Regions from separate parts of the Homo sapiens genome. Here region 2 is linked to region 1. A link is a contact called in ENCODE POLR2A ChIA-PET data. All regions are on one chromosome and are shown on one strand. Each heading gives the region's core, a stretch centred on a gene start or an enhancer-like site at or near the end of the contact. The rest is flanking DNA. Distances are from core to core; before and after follow the strand shown.

The links. ChIA-PET counts read pairs that join two places held with the same protein, here RNA polymerase II (POLR2A).
Region 2: POLR2A ChIA-PET joins it to region 1 with 14 read pairs in A549. The contact joins the enhancer-like site here to the promoter of TRAF7 in region 1. POLR2A ChIA-PET finds 5 or more read pairs at or near these places in 2 of 52 experiments (A549 and activated naive CD4-positive, alpha-beta T cell).

Annotation. Positions count from the first base shown.
Region 1 is chr16:2,152,276-2,159,754 of GRCh38, forward strand. TRAF7 (TNF receptor associated factor 7) reads left to right here and starts at 3,507. Exons shown (of 21, transcript NM_032271.3): 1 at 3,507-3,583. SNHG19 (small nucleolar RNA host gene 19) reads right to left here and starts at 3,083. Exons shown (of 2, transcript NR_132114.1): 1 at 2,868-3,083; 2 at 2,507-2,647. SNORD60 (small nucleolar RNA, C/D box 60) reads right to left here and starts at 2,830; the gene lies at 2,748-2,830. It overlaps RAB26 (RAB26, member RAS oncogene family), which reads left to right. Exons shown (of 9, transcript NM_014353.5): 6 at 545-610; 7 at 714-770; 8 at 871-947; 9 at 1,044-1,890. The coding sequence ends at 1,146. RefSeq lists enhancers at 2,872-3,071, 3,942-4,041, 4,052-4,191, 4,115-4,696, 4,697-5,280 and 2 more and a silencer at 3,552-3,641.
Region 2 is chr16:30,410,248-30,417,726 of GRCh38, forward strand. ZNF771 (zinc finger protein 771) reads left to right here. Exons shown (of 3, transcript NM_001142305.2): 3 at 7,308-7,479. Among named protein-coding and RNA genes, the nearest start is that of SNORA80C, 5.8 kb to the right of the region's middle. RefSeq lists a silencer at 7,295-7,384. Within about 2 kb of position 4,109, at least 4 of the 41 ENCODE cell types and tissues checked have a DNase peak (open chromatin) inside an H3K27ac peak, as active enhancers do.

The DNA.
Region 1 (7,479 bases), core at 2,257-4,756:
GGCACACACCTGTAATCCCAGCTACTCAGGAGACTGAGGTTGCAGTGAGCCAAGACTGTGCTACGGCACTCCAGCCTGGACAACAGAGCAAAACTGTCTCAAAAAAATAAAATGGGCTGGGCATGGTGGCTCACACCTGTAATCCCACCACCTTGGGAGGCTGAGGTGGGCGGATCACGAGGTCAGGAGTTGGAGACCAGCCTGATCAACATGGTGAAACCCCGTCTCTACTAAAGATACAAAAAATTAGCTGGGCGTGGTGGTGCGTAACTGTAATCCCAGTCACTTGGGAGGCTGAACCCTCCCAAGGTTCTCTGAACCCCAGGAGAATAGCTTGAACCCAGGAGATGGAGACTGCAGTGAGTCGAGATGGAGCCATTGCACTCCAGCCTGGGAAACAGGGCGAGACTCTTGTCTCAAAAAAAAAAAAAAAAAAAAAAAGATAAAGACAGGTGCCCTCTACAGTGTGACCTGGAGGGCCAAAGTTCTGGGGCATGGGGCAAGCCATGCAGGGAGCCCCAGCCTGGTCTGCTGCCTCCCACAGGCCTGGCTGACCGAGATCCACGAGTACGCCCAGCACGACGTGGCGCTCATGCTGCTGGGGAACAAGGTGGGAGGCCCGGCTGTCCTCACCTGGGCCACAGGGCAGGGCAGGTGAGGGGGCAGGGGCCAACCATGGGCCAGCTTTCACCAAGACCCTGTGCCTGGGCCAGGTGGACTCTGCCCATGAGCGTGTGGTGAAGAGGGAGGACGGGGAGAAGCTGGCCAAGGTGAGTCAGGGCAGGGGGGTGGTGAGGGGGTGCCCCTGGAGGCTGCGAGCCTAGGCTGTCCCCGCCAGGCCACCACCTGGCTGGCAGCAGCTGTTTACAGGAGTATGGACTGCCCTTCATGGAGACCAGCGCCAAGACGGGCCTCAACGTGGACTTGGCCTTCACAGCCATAGCAAAGTAAGTCCTGCCAGTCACCAGGACTCCCCCAGCCCAGGGCCTGAATCCTCATTAGAGTCCAGGCCATCGTGTCCCCTTGTCACCCCCACTCCGCAGGGAGTTGAAGCAGCGCTCCATGAAGGCTCCCAGCGAGCCGCGCTTCCGGCTGCATGATTACGTTAAGAGGGAGGGTCGAGGGGCCTCCTGCTGCCGCCCTTGAACCTGGCTGAGCTCAGTCCTCTGGAGGAAGCCGTCCAGTCCCTAGAAGGCTGGACAGAGGGTCTCCAGGCCCTTCTGACTTTGTTGCCCAGTGGCCAACGCCCGAGTGTCTGTTTTCAGGAGCCCCAGGTCAAGCCTTGTCCCTTCCTCCTCCCAGCAACAGTCCCAACAAGCAGGCTTCTGAGAGCCCGTGGCCGCACACTGGCCGCCACGGAAAAGCAGTCTTCTGCACGGGACGGGGAGCGGCAAGTGGACAGACTTTGCCACGGTGCTCTGCTGCCCCCTCCTGGGCACGTCCAGGTGAGGGAGGGCTGGGGCTGGCACCACGCACAGTGCCTAACCCTAGAAAAGCCATGTCTTCAGCCGCACATGCTCAGGCAGCTAAGGGAGGACGCCTGCCCACGCCTGGGACAGAAGGCTTCACTGCTAATCACATCGTGCATCTGTGTGTCCTGGGAGCTGCCTGCTCCCGGCCCACCCTCTAGGAGGCTCTGGCTCAAACAGCAATAGGGTCTTCCTCACTGACCTTGGAGGATGCCTGTGGCCTTGTGATAAAATGTGGGAAATCACAGAAAACACCAGAAACAACAACTGCCAGCCCGGCCTGGCCACAGGTGAGGTCTGTGATTTCCGAGCACGCTCCACCTTGCACTCAACTTGGCCTTTTGATTGCACAAGCCTTTGTTTTCAGTCCTAGTGAATAAAGTTGTGTTTTCTGGAGCGTCTGTCTCATCTGTTGAAAAAAATCCACTTCTAGAGCAGGATGCTGGAGTTTGAGAGACTCAGCAAGGCCCAGAACCCTCAGCAGGTGTGTGGCTACCATTCCTCCATGGCCCATGGCTGCCTCCCTAAGGAGGCACATGGGAACCCTAGGTGGTGTCAACTTCCCTCCACAAATCTCAAAAGCCTTTTTGGACTCACCCTGGGGCAAAAGGCATGAAAAACAGTATTTGACTGGGCGTGGTGGCTCACACCTGTGATCCCAGCACTTTGGGAGGCTGAGGTGGGCAGATCACCTGAGGTCAGGAGTTTGAGACCAGCCTAACACGGAGAAACCCCGTCTCTACTAAAAATACAAAATTAGCCGGGCGTGGTGGTGGGCGCCTGTAATTCCAGCCATTTGGGAGGCTCAGGCAGGAAAATCGCTTGAGGTGGAGGTTGTGCCATCGCACTCCCGCCTGGGAAACGAGCAAAACTCCGTCTCAAAAAAAAAAAAAAAAAATCACGGGCAGAAATGGAGAAGGCAATCCCAAGAGATGAAAAGTCACTGGTAACGAGCTTCCGTTTTCATGTCTGTACCCTTTTCCAAGATTGCCTGTGGATCAGCCAGACCTCTGGGGTGCCAGAATAGGAAAATAAAGACACTTGAGAGAAAACCGAATCAACTCACTACCTTTCTTTATTGCTAAGCACTTCAATAGACACAGCGCCCACCTTACCGCTAGGCCCTCCGGATTGAGGTTTACTTAGGTTCAAAACTTGCAGCCGGCTCGCGACGAAACCTGAAAGTCAGCGCCAAAATACAGACATTAAGTCCCCACTCCTTCGTTTCGGGCAACACCTGTTTCCACTCTCAGCTCCCCGTCAGGAGTGCGCACCCTCAAGCCTCAGTCTTGCTAAATAATCAGACTGCACGTGCAGTTTTCATACGAGGTGTCAGAAGTCAAAGCAATTCATCACAGACTGGGAGAATAAGGGAACCCAAGCCCGGCCCAGTCTTACCTGCAGGTAGCTGAGGGCCTGAGATTCGGGAAGAAACCTTTAAACGCTAAGGGACAAAGTGGTGCGTAGGCCAGGCCTGGACGCCCAGGGACCTGGCCGGCCTGCAGCGTTCGGACGGCCCTCAAAGCCACGCTCGTGGCTCAGTTCGTCCCAAGATCGTAGCACATGGCGAACGTATTAACAAACCTCTTCCCCCTCGGACTCGACCCCGAAAAGACAGGGGCGGGCGAGGCTCAAGCTTTTATAGAAACTGTCCCACCTCTGTCATTGGGCTATCCTGGCGGAAGTGCCCGCCTTCCCCCGCCGCTGGTACGCTCCGCTCCCTGCCGCGTTGTTTCCACCAATCGTACCGTGGCATTTCTTTTGGAGACGGTCTCTCAGACCCAGACCCGAAGCTCCTCCCTTATGCAGAGTCCGTGAAGCCTAACGGTGAGTGACGGATGAACAAAGCCAATCAGACTTCGATCTGCAACATAGAGTGATTCTGAAGCTGCCATTCCCGCCCCGCGACGACGAGGCCGCCGGAAGTCGTAGTTTCGGAAGTGCGGCGCGTGAGGCAGCCGTCCGGGCCCGGAGAGGCGGGGAACTACACGTCCCGGCGGGCGCAGCGGCCTGGCGCTTCCGGCTCGCGCGTCTAGTCCCTTTCCCGGCCGGCGGCCGAGGGGGCATCATGAAGCGGGCTGGCGGCGCTGCCGCTCCCGGGCGGCCGCGGGCGGGTGAGTGTCCCCGCGGCGCGCCCGACCCGGGGCTCGCGCCTCGGGACCGCGCGGTGGGGCGGGATCGGGCGCGTGGAGATCGAGGCGAGGCGAGGCGAGGCGAGGGGTCGGGCCGGGGCGGGGAGGGGGGGGCGGGGCTGAGACGGTCGGGGTCGGGGTCAGGGTCGGGGTCCGCGTCGCTGTCCGTCCGCCAGTCAGTAGTCCGTCCCTCGCTCCGTCCTGTTCTCGCGCAGTTCTTTACTCATTCCTTCTTCCTGCATTCCCCGAGACTCCCGGGTGCCAGGCACTGTTCTGGGCGCCGGGAGACCGCGGAGAACACGGTCCCAGTTCTCCTGTGCTCGGCGTCTGCTGCAGGGTTCCCCAACCTCCGCACCATCGACCACGCGGCCCGGGTCGCTTTTTGCTGCGAGGAGCTGCCCTGTACATTGTAGGATGTGGAACAGCTTGCCTGGCTCCTGGCCGCTAGATACCAGTAAACACCACCCCTTCCTCAATTGCGATAACAAATGTCTCCATGCATTGGCAAATGCCTCCTGCGGAACAACTCCCCCCATCCCCCATCTAGACAGACAGGGTGGTGGGATTGACAATAGGTAGTTAAAATCATGGGGAGCAGCGGTATGTGCTGTGAAAGAAAGAAAGAGGGTGCTGAAAAAGTGAGTACTGGCCGGGGGTAGGGGCGGCGCTACCGTTAGCCAAAGGCCTGTTGGAGAAGCAGCCAGTCCCAGGACATGCAGGAGGAGCATTCCAAGTAGAAAGAGCCAGATGTACATAGGCCTGGGGTGAGAAGGGGCCTGACGCACCCCAGCAAGCACTGGCAAGTGGAGAGGTGAAGTCGATGAGGCCGGACCAGGCTCACAGGGTGCATGGTGGGGTGGGGCGGGGGGGTTATTATGCTGGCAAATGACTTGGGGTTGAGGAAGCGCTGGAGAGGCGGTCCGATCTAGGTCCAGTAAAGAGCTTTCTAACTGTGTGTGGACCACAGACTTCAGAGTTCACTGGGGAAGCAGGAGAGAGGGAGGCTAGGCCATCGTCTCCTAGTCCCCACTGGGGTCCTGCTGTCAAGATACGGTTGTCTTGAGCCAGGCCAGAGTGGTCAGCTGGGGTTGAGTCTGGAGTCCAGGGGCAGGGGCCTGCTGGAGCCCACCCTGCTCTTGGGGGTGAGGGGCTGCTGGCTTGCTCAGGAATTTCATGCCGCCCAGCCTGTCTGCCCACCTTTCTCACTACCCCTCAGACCCCTTCCTGGGCACACACAGGCCCCCTAGCCCTCGCCAAGTGAGGAGCCTCCCTCTTCCTCATTCCTTCTCTTTGGGCCTCTCCCTTCCTAGACCCCTTCCCTGTGCCTCTCTGTTGCGAATATCCTGACTTCACTGTTCTGGGCATTCATAGTTCTCTGTGGAAGCCTCGGGCCCCGTGTCCTGAGGGGGAGCAGTGGTATGGGCAGCCTGGCCTAAGGAGGGGAGGGGCTGGGAGTCAGCACCCCAACCTGACGCCCCAACCTGAGGGTCTCTGGTGAAGTGACTTCCACCGTGGCCCACTGGGGCCAAGTGTTACGATATTTCTGGAAGTGAATGGAAAAGTTCAGGGTCTTTGGCACCCACCGAAAAGTGCCTTTGGCAGATTGAGTGGCGATTGGTGGGGCTCCTGCCCCTCTGTCTGCCTGTGTCCCCCACAAGGCTCCTAGCTCCTCCCGGGTCAGATTCGTGTTCAGCCGTCACACATCCCCACCCTCCCGCATGGGGCCTGGCACCCCGTGGTTGGTGTGACTCTCGGCCAGCTGGTTGGACAAGGAATGAGCAGTTTGGGGAAAGGAGGAAGATGCAGTTGAAGAGCCTCCTGGCCAGGAGGCCTGGGCAGCCTGGCTCTGGGATGCAGCCACTCCCCGGCTTGGCATGGGACTGGCTCAGGCGCTGCCGGGGCTCCTGGATGTGTGGCAGCCGTGGACGAAGCAGAAGGAATGTGACTCTGGTCACAGCGGCACAGCCTGCTGGCTGTGTCCCTGGGCCGGCCTCTCCGCCTTCCTCAGCCTCCATGGTCCACTCAGCAGAGGAGCTGCTGTCTGGGGTGCCTTCACTCTTGACGGATCCATCTTCTCTCGGCTCCTTCCAGACAGGGTTCTGGCTCTATTCCGTTTTTCGAGAAGCCCGAGGCCAGGAGGGCAGGTACACAGCTGTGAAGTGGTAGAAGTGGACTTTGAACCCAGCTCTGTCTGAGCCCAGTGCCTGTGGCCTTGACCACGGTGTCACAGCATCTCCTGGATGGACACCCTGCGGGGTCAGGGAGGGCATGTGGGGAGGGCCGAGAGCTGTTGGCTGCGTGTGTCTCAGTCCGGCCTTCTCAGTGGGTGGGCACCGAGGACTTCACCAGGCCCTCTGTGTGGATCATGCGGGGGGAACCTGTGGAGAGGGACCCACCAACCCCTTAGTCTTTGACAGATCCGCTGCTGTCCCCAGCCTTGCTCCCTGGAGGAGGAGGGTGCAGCCAGGTGGGGCAGGTGAAAGGGGAAAGCGGGCACTGGAGGCTGGGGCTGGTCACGTGTAGACCCGGACACCCTCACCCGGCTGGAGGAAGCCGGCTGCCTGGAAACTCGGGGTGGAGGTGACCCAACCCCAGAAGCACCCAGGTGGGAAGTAGGGGGCAGCGACGCAGAGGGCCAGGACTGAGGGCCGTGGGACGGTGTGGGAAAGGAGGTGGCAGTGCGGTGGCACGCTGGCATGAGGGCGCTGGGTGACTGAGGGGGTCAGTGGTCTCTGCCCTCACATTCCTGTTGCCTCTTCGGGCCCATGTATGGCCAGTGTTTATGTCAGCTCCCTGCTGCTGCAGGGCAGAAGGAAGGAGGGAGCCCGGGAGACCGAGCCACACAGGAAGCAAATGAGAACACAGCGTGGGACTGGGAAGCGTGGGCTCGGCGGGGGGGGGGGGGACACTGCCACCCTTGGCTCTTGGGCAAAGCTCACGACCTGTTTCTGAGAGTCTGAGGCCCACTTGACTTGGGTGAGAGCCAGGAACGCACTCCCCAGCCCAGAGCTGTGAAGCTGGGGTCTCTTCCTGTGCCCCAGGATACTCTCCCCACTCTGGATCCCAGCAGCCTCATCCTCCAGGAAGCCCTCTGGACTTCCCCTCGACTGGGCCAGGTCCCCACACAATAGACAGCCATGAGATACAGGGGAAAAAAGGACTGAGAGATGTTGCCAGCCCCCAAGGGGTCGGAGGGGCAGCAAAAGGCATCCTTACTGTGAAGTTGGGGTAAAGCCTTGGCCGAGCTGTGGGGACCCCCTCCCTGGAGCAGAGGGAGATACGGACGCTGGAGAGGCTTGGCCAGGGCAAGACAGGCCTGGAGGCTGAGTGGATGCAGTAGGAGCAGAGCTGGGGGAGGAGTTCAGAGGCCTCTGCAGAGCTGGGGCTGTGGGTGTTGGGGGCAGGGACAGGCAAGGGGGTTCGCCGTGCTAGGAGGGAAGCGGGGCCAAGCCGGCCTCAGACCAGGGCCTGCTGGGGTTCTGAGGGGATCCTAAGGACCAAGGCTGGCAGAGGCCGGGGCACCCCAGGAGCCTTCGACGTCACACCCTGCCTATTTGGGATGGAAAAAACGTTCTAAGGGACGTCAGGGAACAGCGGCGGAAGTGCGTGTGGCTTTGCTATGGCAACCAGGCCTGTTTCTATAGAATTTAGCGGCCTGGGCTTGGGCCAGGGGGCTGAGGCAGGGGCTGGGCTGGGGCGGGCAGTCTGTGGGTGCCCTGGGCAGGCTCTGTGATGCCAGGGGCCACGCTCGGAGCTCTGGCCGCAGTCCAGCCAGCCGGCCACACACAGCCCTGTGGCAGGCGGGGCGGAGGCTTCTGGAGCCGTCCCAGGCTCCTCCCAGGGCAGTTGCAGGCCTCACAGGCACACCCACCCATGGC
Region 2 (7,479 bases), core at 2,859-5,358, about 28 Mb after region 1:
GCGCACTACCATGCCCAGCTAATTTTTGTATTTTTAGTAGAGGTGGGGTTTCACCATATTGGTCAGGCTGGTCTCGAACTCCTGACCTCATGATCCGCCCGCCTCGGCCTCCCAAAGTGTTGGGATTACAGGCGTGAGCCACCACGCCTGGCTCAACTCATTTTTATCAAAGGCCTGGGCTGAACCATGAGAACTGGGGTTGATCAGGGAAGTGAATGTGGGGGCACAGAGGATTGAAGACAAACGACTCAAGGCAGTGGGGAAGGCTTCCCAGAGGAGATGATTTTTGACTTGGGCCTTGAAGGCTTTGCAGGGGTTTGGCACATGGAGGAGGAGGAAGGGCATTCCAGGAGGAGGAAACAGCAAAAACAAAGACTCAGAGGAAATGAGACTGGAAAGGCAGTTGGGGGACAGAGGGGCCTTGCAAGCTAGGGCAGGACGTACTGTGTTAGGTTCTGTGGCACCATAAGAAGCCTTAAATCATGGGAAGAGCCAGGCGTGGTGGCTCACACCTGTAATCCTAGCACTTTGGAAAGCCAAGGTGGGAGGATCACTTGAGCCCAGGAGTTCGATTCCTCCCTGGGCAACATAGGGAGACCTCATCTCTACAAAAAAAAAAAAAAAAAAAAAAAAAAAGTTTAATTAGCTGGGCATGGTGGCATGCCTGTAGTCCTAGCTACTCTGGAGGCTGAATGATCCCAGGAGTTCAAGGCTGCAGTGAGCCATGACTGCACCACTGTACTCCAGCCTGGGCAACAGAGAGAGACCCTGTCTCAAAAAACAAAAACAGGCCAGGCGTGGTGGCTCATGCCTGTAATCCCAGCACTTTGGGAGGCTGAGGCGGGCGGATCACTTGAGGTCAGGAGTTCGAGACCAGCCTTGCCAACATGGTGAAACCCCATCTCTACTAAAAATACAAAAATTAGCCGGGTGTGGTGGCACCTGCTTGCAATCCCAGCTACTTGGGAGGCTGAGGCAGGAGAATCGCTTGAATCTGGGAGGCGGAGGTTGCAGTGAGCTGAGATTGCACCGCTGCACTCCAGCCTGGGCAACAGAGCAAGATTCCATCTCAAAAAAAAAAAAAAATCAGAGGAGGGACATGATTGGATTTTCTGTTTAGAAGAATTATTGGCTGCTACAGGGAGCCCAGGCCAGGTAGGGCCTGCTCTAAGGTAGTAACAGCAATGATGAGGAAAAGGGGCCATTTAGGAACCTGGCTAGAGCCAAGGGGTATGTGCGGTGAAGGTCTGACATGGCTAGTCATGAAAGGCACACAGGGCCAGATTGTGAATGGTATCATGTAGCGGTCGTAACTCCACCGTTTACCAGCTTTTCTTTGGCTTTCTCATCTGTAAAATGGGGTAATAGAGTAAGACCCCTGAATGCCAGTCTGAGAAGTGTCATCAAGGTGACTAGATTTGGAGGAGATGGGTGGAATTGAGGATTATGCACACATATCCCATGAACTGTTAGCATCGTGCCCAGAAGGGTGCTCGATCGTTAGCTTGCTGTGGGCCTTCCTGAGCCTCATTTCTCCATCTATGAAATGGTGACCTCGAAAACACCTTCCAGTGGTGACATTCAGTGAGTCCTAGCTATTGCCAGTCCTGTGGCCAGTCACTGTCCAGAAGGGCCTTAATTACGCTGCATGCAGGGGCTGGAGTATTCTCCCTCTGCCATCAAAACCCAATCTATCTTTTAGAAAGATTTTCTGAGGGCTCCATGCACATCCAAACCTATCTTTCCCTGGCTTGAACCCTTGAGTGGTTTTCTGTTTCCCTCAGGGTGAGGTCTCAGCTCCTAAACTTGGCATTCAAAGCTCTTTACCATCTGACCTCATGCCATTCTGGCTTCATCCCCTCGACACCTATCCCATCCCCCCTTGTGGTCTCAGCCCGCAAAGCCCTCTTCACCTTTGCTCCCTGCTTTCTCCAGGAGTAGCTCTTTTCTCATCTAGATCAGTTTCTTAATTTTTAACATGCATACAGATCACCCAGGGGTCTTGTTAAAATGAGGATTTTAATTCAGTAAAATCTGGAGTGGGATTTGAGATTCTGCATTTGTAAAAAGTTCCCAGTGATGTTGATGTTGCTGGTCTGTGGACCACACATCCTCCAGCAAGGAACTAGAAGACAGTGGTTGTGTTTAATAGTTTGTGCCAAAATGAAGGAAGACTGTGACCGCAAAAAGGGGCCAGGGGAGGGAGACAAGCTGTGTAAGTGGCCTCAAACTCTAGTCAGTGAGATTAGAATTGCATCATGGAGGCTGGGCGTGATGGCTCTTGCCTGTAATCCCAGCACTTTTGGAGGCTGAGGCAGGAGGATTGATTGAGCTCAGGAGTTCGAGACCAGCCTGGGCAACATGGCAAAACCCCATCTCTACTGAAATACAAAAATTAGCCGGGTGTGGTGGCACACCCCTGTAGCGCCAGCTATTTGGGGGGTTGAGTCAGGAGGATTGCTTTAGCCCGGGAAGTCAAGGCTGCAGTGAGCCGTGATCATGCCACTGCATCCAGCCTGGGTGACACAGTGAGACCTTTTCTCAAAAAAAAAAAAGAGAATAAAAAAAGAATTGCATCATGGTTAAGAGAATAGGTGTTCTGGAAAATGAGTAAATTCAGTTCAAACCCTGGCTCTGCCATTTATTAGCTGAATAGCCTTGCCTTGTGTAGTCACTTAACTTCTGAGTCTTATTTCCTTATATATAAAACAGGGCTAAGGTACCTAACGAAAGCCATGGCGAGAATTTAGAAAGACAGTACTGGTAAAAAGCACTTAGCACAGTTCCTGGCACATGGTGAGTGCCCAACAAGTGGGAGTTATTTTATTAATTAGAGAAGTAATGGCTAAGGAAGAAACTGGGATGTTTGCTCTGGTTAAAAAACATTTAAGCAGGAAAACAAAAATCACTAACTTCTAATACCTGGATTATTATATTATTACACTACATTGTATGTTCACAGTAGCCTCCTGTTATAGTGCAAATACCATTTATTCTAATTTTTAAATCTAATAGTTGTAGAATTTAAGACATGCTTGGGCCATTAATGATCACCTAGTCTGGTATTTGCCAAGTTTCAGTCACATGTGTATTGCTCATATGTTGTACTCACATTATTTATTAATGTTTTTCTTCAAATAGATTCACATTGTTTTGTTAAATAAATGTACCTTCATCTAAACAATAGTACTGATGAAATTGTGGGTTTCATGTGATATCTTGTTTTTTAAATATTCGTGAAAATAAATGTGTAACAATTATGAGACTTTTTTAAAGTTTGCCCACATACCACCTTATACCTCATGCTGGGAAATTTTGGGTTTTTTTTTCTTTTTTTAGAGACACGATCTCGCTTTGTCACCCAGGCTGGAGTGCAGTGGCACGTGATTGTAGCTCACTGCAGCCTTGAACTCTTGGGCTCAAGTGATCCTCCTTCCTCGGCCTACCAAGTTGTTGGGACTACAAGTGCACCCCACCACACCTGGCTAATTTTTCACTTTTTGTAGAGACGAGGTCTAACTGTGTTGCCCAGGCTGGTGTCCAACTCCTGGCCTCAAGTAATCCTCCTTCCTTGGCCTCCCGAAGTGCTAAGATTACAGGTGTGAGTCACTGCACCTGGCCTCATACTGGGAATTTGATCTCACTTAGCCTACCTGGCCTTTCTCGGGACACTGGGGCAGAGGAGGATCTTAATGAGCTGGATTCAGCTCCTCTTACCAAGATTTTTCCTCGGGCATCCAAGGCCCCTTCTCCTGGGCTGGAGACATCAACAGTGCTTGTATGGAGAATTTCTTTTTCAGAAGTCAGTGAACTCAGCATGAGGAAGCCCTCAGGCTGTCCAAAGTCACCTGAAAGAGGGTGCCAAGGAAAAACGGGCCAGAAAAATGTAGATCTGATGAGACAAGTTCTCTCCACAGTGGCTGATGTATTGAAATAAACCAATAGATTTCAAAACCAGGGCAAGACTGGAAAATGTGACCTTGAATTCAGATGGTACCAAACATACTGTGGGGAGTTTCTCCATTTAAAGTATCAAGTTGTATTTTAACCTTGAATCCCTCTTGGAGTGTGCCAGGGACGTGGAATCCAGCCTCTGTCACATCTTGGTCACGTGAGTTCAGAACAGTGTAGCCTGAATGACGGCATGGTCTCATGGGCACCCTGAGTCCATCCTGGCTCCCACTGGCCATGTGAATTTCATCGCCCTCAGCCTCAGCTTTCTCAGCTATCAAAAGAGAGAACACCCAGCTCAAGGCGGGTGACAGGAGGATTTAATACAATAACATACATAGTGTTGTCAAAGCTTAATACTTTGTTATTGATTGTTGCTATTGTTATCAGTATAGATACTATTTAAACCAGATTTCTCTTGGTCACTAATTTTCTAAATTGCCCTGTTTTCTAATTTTTTTTTTTCAACGGAGTCTCGCTCTGTTGCCCAGGCTGGAGTGCAGTGGCGCATCTCCGCTCACTGCAAGCTCCGCCTCCCGGGTTCATGTCATTCTCCTGCCTCAGCCTCCCGCGTAGCTGGGACTACAGGCACCTGCCACCACGCCTGGCTAATTTTTTGTATTTTTTTAGTAGAGATGGGGTTTCACCATGTTAGCCAGGATGGTCTCGATCTCCTGACCTTGTGATCTGCCCACCTCAGCCTCCCAAAGTGCTGGGATTACAGGCGTGAGCCACCGCGCCCGGCCTCTTTTTTTTTTTTTTTTTTTTTTTTTTTTTGAGATGGAATCTCACTCTGTTCCCCAGGCTGGAGTGCAGTGGCATGATCTCAGCTCACTGCAACCTCTGCCTCCCGGGTTCAAGTGATTCTCCTGCCTCAGCCTCCTGAGTAGGTGGGATTACAGGCATGAGCCACCACATCCAGCTGATTTTTGTATTTTTAGTAGAGACAGGGTTTCACCATGTTGGCCAGGCTGGTCTTGAACTCCTGACCTCAAGTGATCCGCCCACCTCGATCTCCCAAAGTACTGGGATTACAGGTGTGAACCACCACGCCTGGCTTATTTTCTAATTTCTGAGTTGGTTACCACAAAGCCACTACCTTTTGACAAACTATCTTGAAGGCCTTGAAGTTGCCCTCCTGCAGCTTCAGAAACAGAAGGCCCTACTATTTTCTGCTGTCACCCTTTTTTTTTTTTTTTTTTTTTTGAGACGGAGTCTTGCCGTCACCTAGGCTGGAGGCAGTGGTGCAATCTTGGCTCACTGCAACCTCCACCTCCCGGGTTCAAGCAGTTCCCTGCCTCAGCCTCCCGAGTAGCTGGGATTACAGGCGTCCGCCACCACGCCCAGCTAATTTTTGTATTTGTAGTAGAGACGGGGTTTCAACATCTTGGCTAGGCTGGGCTTGAACTCCTGACCTCGTGATCCACCTGCCTCGGCCTCCCAAAGTGCTGGTATTACAGGCGTGAGCCACTGCACCTGGCCTTGCTGTCCCTCTCTCTTCACCTGTCTCCCCATCTGTAAAATAGGGATGATGATAATTACCTCGTGGAGATCGAATATGGGAGAAGCTGACACTGTCTTGTCCTTAATATGCCCCAGGCACTTCATTTGGTCATGAATTAATTGCTTGGCCACAGTAGATACGCGACATCAGTTTTGCTGGGGTTTTGAGCGTTCTCTTTTCTAGGAAGGGAGCAATATGCCCTCAATACTCTTCACTGTTAGTCCAGAATGTTTTCCCTTCATGTGCCTCTTAGAAGGCATTTCTTTCCTTTTTCTGATTTTTATCTCTAAAAGGCCAGAGCTTGTGAAACTGGCTCATTTTCAGATTGTTTCATTTCAGACCTCAGAATAACATTTGGCTTTTACCCTTGCCTTTTTCTTCACTGCTTAAAAAATGATAGGTGTTTGCTATTCAAAGCTGATTAAGAGCCTGGACTTGGTCCTGGCCTGGCTTCCAGGATGCCCCTCTCCTGCTCTCCTCCCTCCCTGGCTTCTCCCCATCTTGCTGCCCTAGGTTCTGTCTGCCCATCCCCTGGATGATCTCATCCACTCATTCTCAAGGCTTTATAAACCATCTATAGGTTGACAGCTTCTCAATTAACATCTCCAGTCTAGGCCTCGCTTCTGAGCTCCAGATATGTCAAGAAGCCGTGACACCATCCAAAACAGATCTCCCCTCTCAACTTGCTCCTCCCACCGTCCTCATCTCTGTAAATGGCAACTCCACCTTTGCAGTTGCTAAGCTCAAAAACCTTGAAGTCATTTTGATCTCTTTTTCTTCACACCTCATATCTAATCTCTTATTAAATCTATTGTCTCACACTGCAAATAGATCCAGAAGCCAATCACTTCTCACCACCTCCACCATCCACCGTCCACTTCTGTCACCTGGGTATGAGCCACTATCTTCTCTTGCCAGGTGGCTGTAGTGGCCTCCTCACTGGGCTTCTGCTTCTGCTCTCTCCAACTCCTTCATTTGGTTTTCAACCCCAGTAGCCTGAGGGGAGCCTTTTTAAATGTGTAGGATATGGTCACTTCCCTGCTCAAAGCCCTCTGACATCTCCTCTTACAGGTCCCTGTCTCCTTTATAATAAAAGCCAGAGCCAGGCACAGTGGTATGTGCCTGTAACTCCAGCTACTCAGAAGGCTGAGTCAGGAGGGACTGCTTGAGCCAGGAGGTTCGGGACCAAGCCTGGGCCACGGCAAGACCCTGTCTCTTAAAAAAAAAAAAAAAAAAAAAAGCCAAATATAACAAATACAAGGCCCTATATGCCAAGAGATCTCCACCACTACATCCGTGACTCCCCCCATCATGCATTCTGCTTTAACCAATTTTTCTTGCCATTTCTGGAACAGCAGGCAACTCCCGCCTCTGCGCCCTGCCGTTCCCTCTGCAGTGCTCCTCAGAGGGCTATCCACGTAGCCTGCTCTGTCACCTCCTTTAAGTCTTTGCTCATGTTATCATATCGGTAAAGTGTCTTGACAACCCTGTTTAAATCTGTAGCATCCCCAATACCAGCATTCCTTATCCATTATTTCTGAAAGCAGGAATTTTTTAATGCTTTTTATTTAATGCGGAATCCCCGTGCCTAGAACAGTCTAGGACACTGCATGCCCTCAGTAAATATTGGTTGAATTAATAAAAATAGCTAGAACGCCACTGGGCTTTGTGATGTGTGCGTTACGCGCATTATCTCACTGGATGCGCACAGCCATCCTGGGAGGCAGCACCGTGGCCTTTCCTATTTCATAGATGGGGAACTGAGGCTCACAGAGGGAGCAGCCTGTGGAGACCCAGGTCTCTGGCTCCGGGGCCTGCCGCTAAGGGCTGACCTATCCCCCTCTCCCCGCAGGTCCCGGGCGAGGCGCCCGCGCCGTCCGCCGACCCGGCGCGTCCCCACGCGTGCCCCGACTGCGGCCGCGCCTTCGCGCGCCGCTCCACGCTGGCGAAGCACGCGCGCACGCACACGGGCGAACGGCCCTTCGGGTGCACCGAGTGCGGGCGGCGCTTCTCACAGAAGTCGG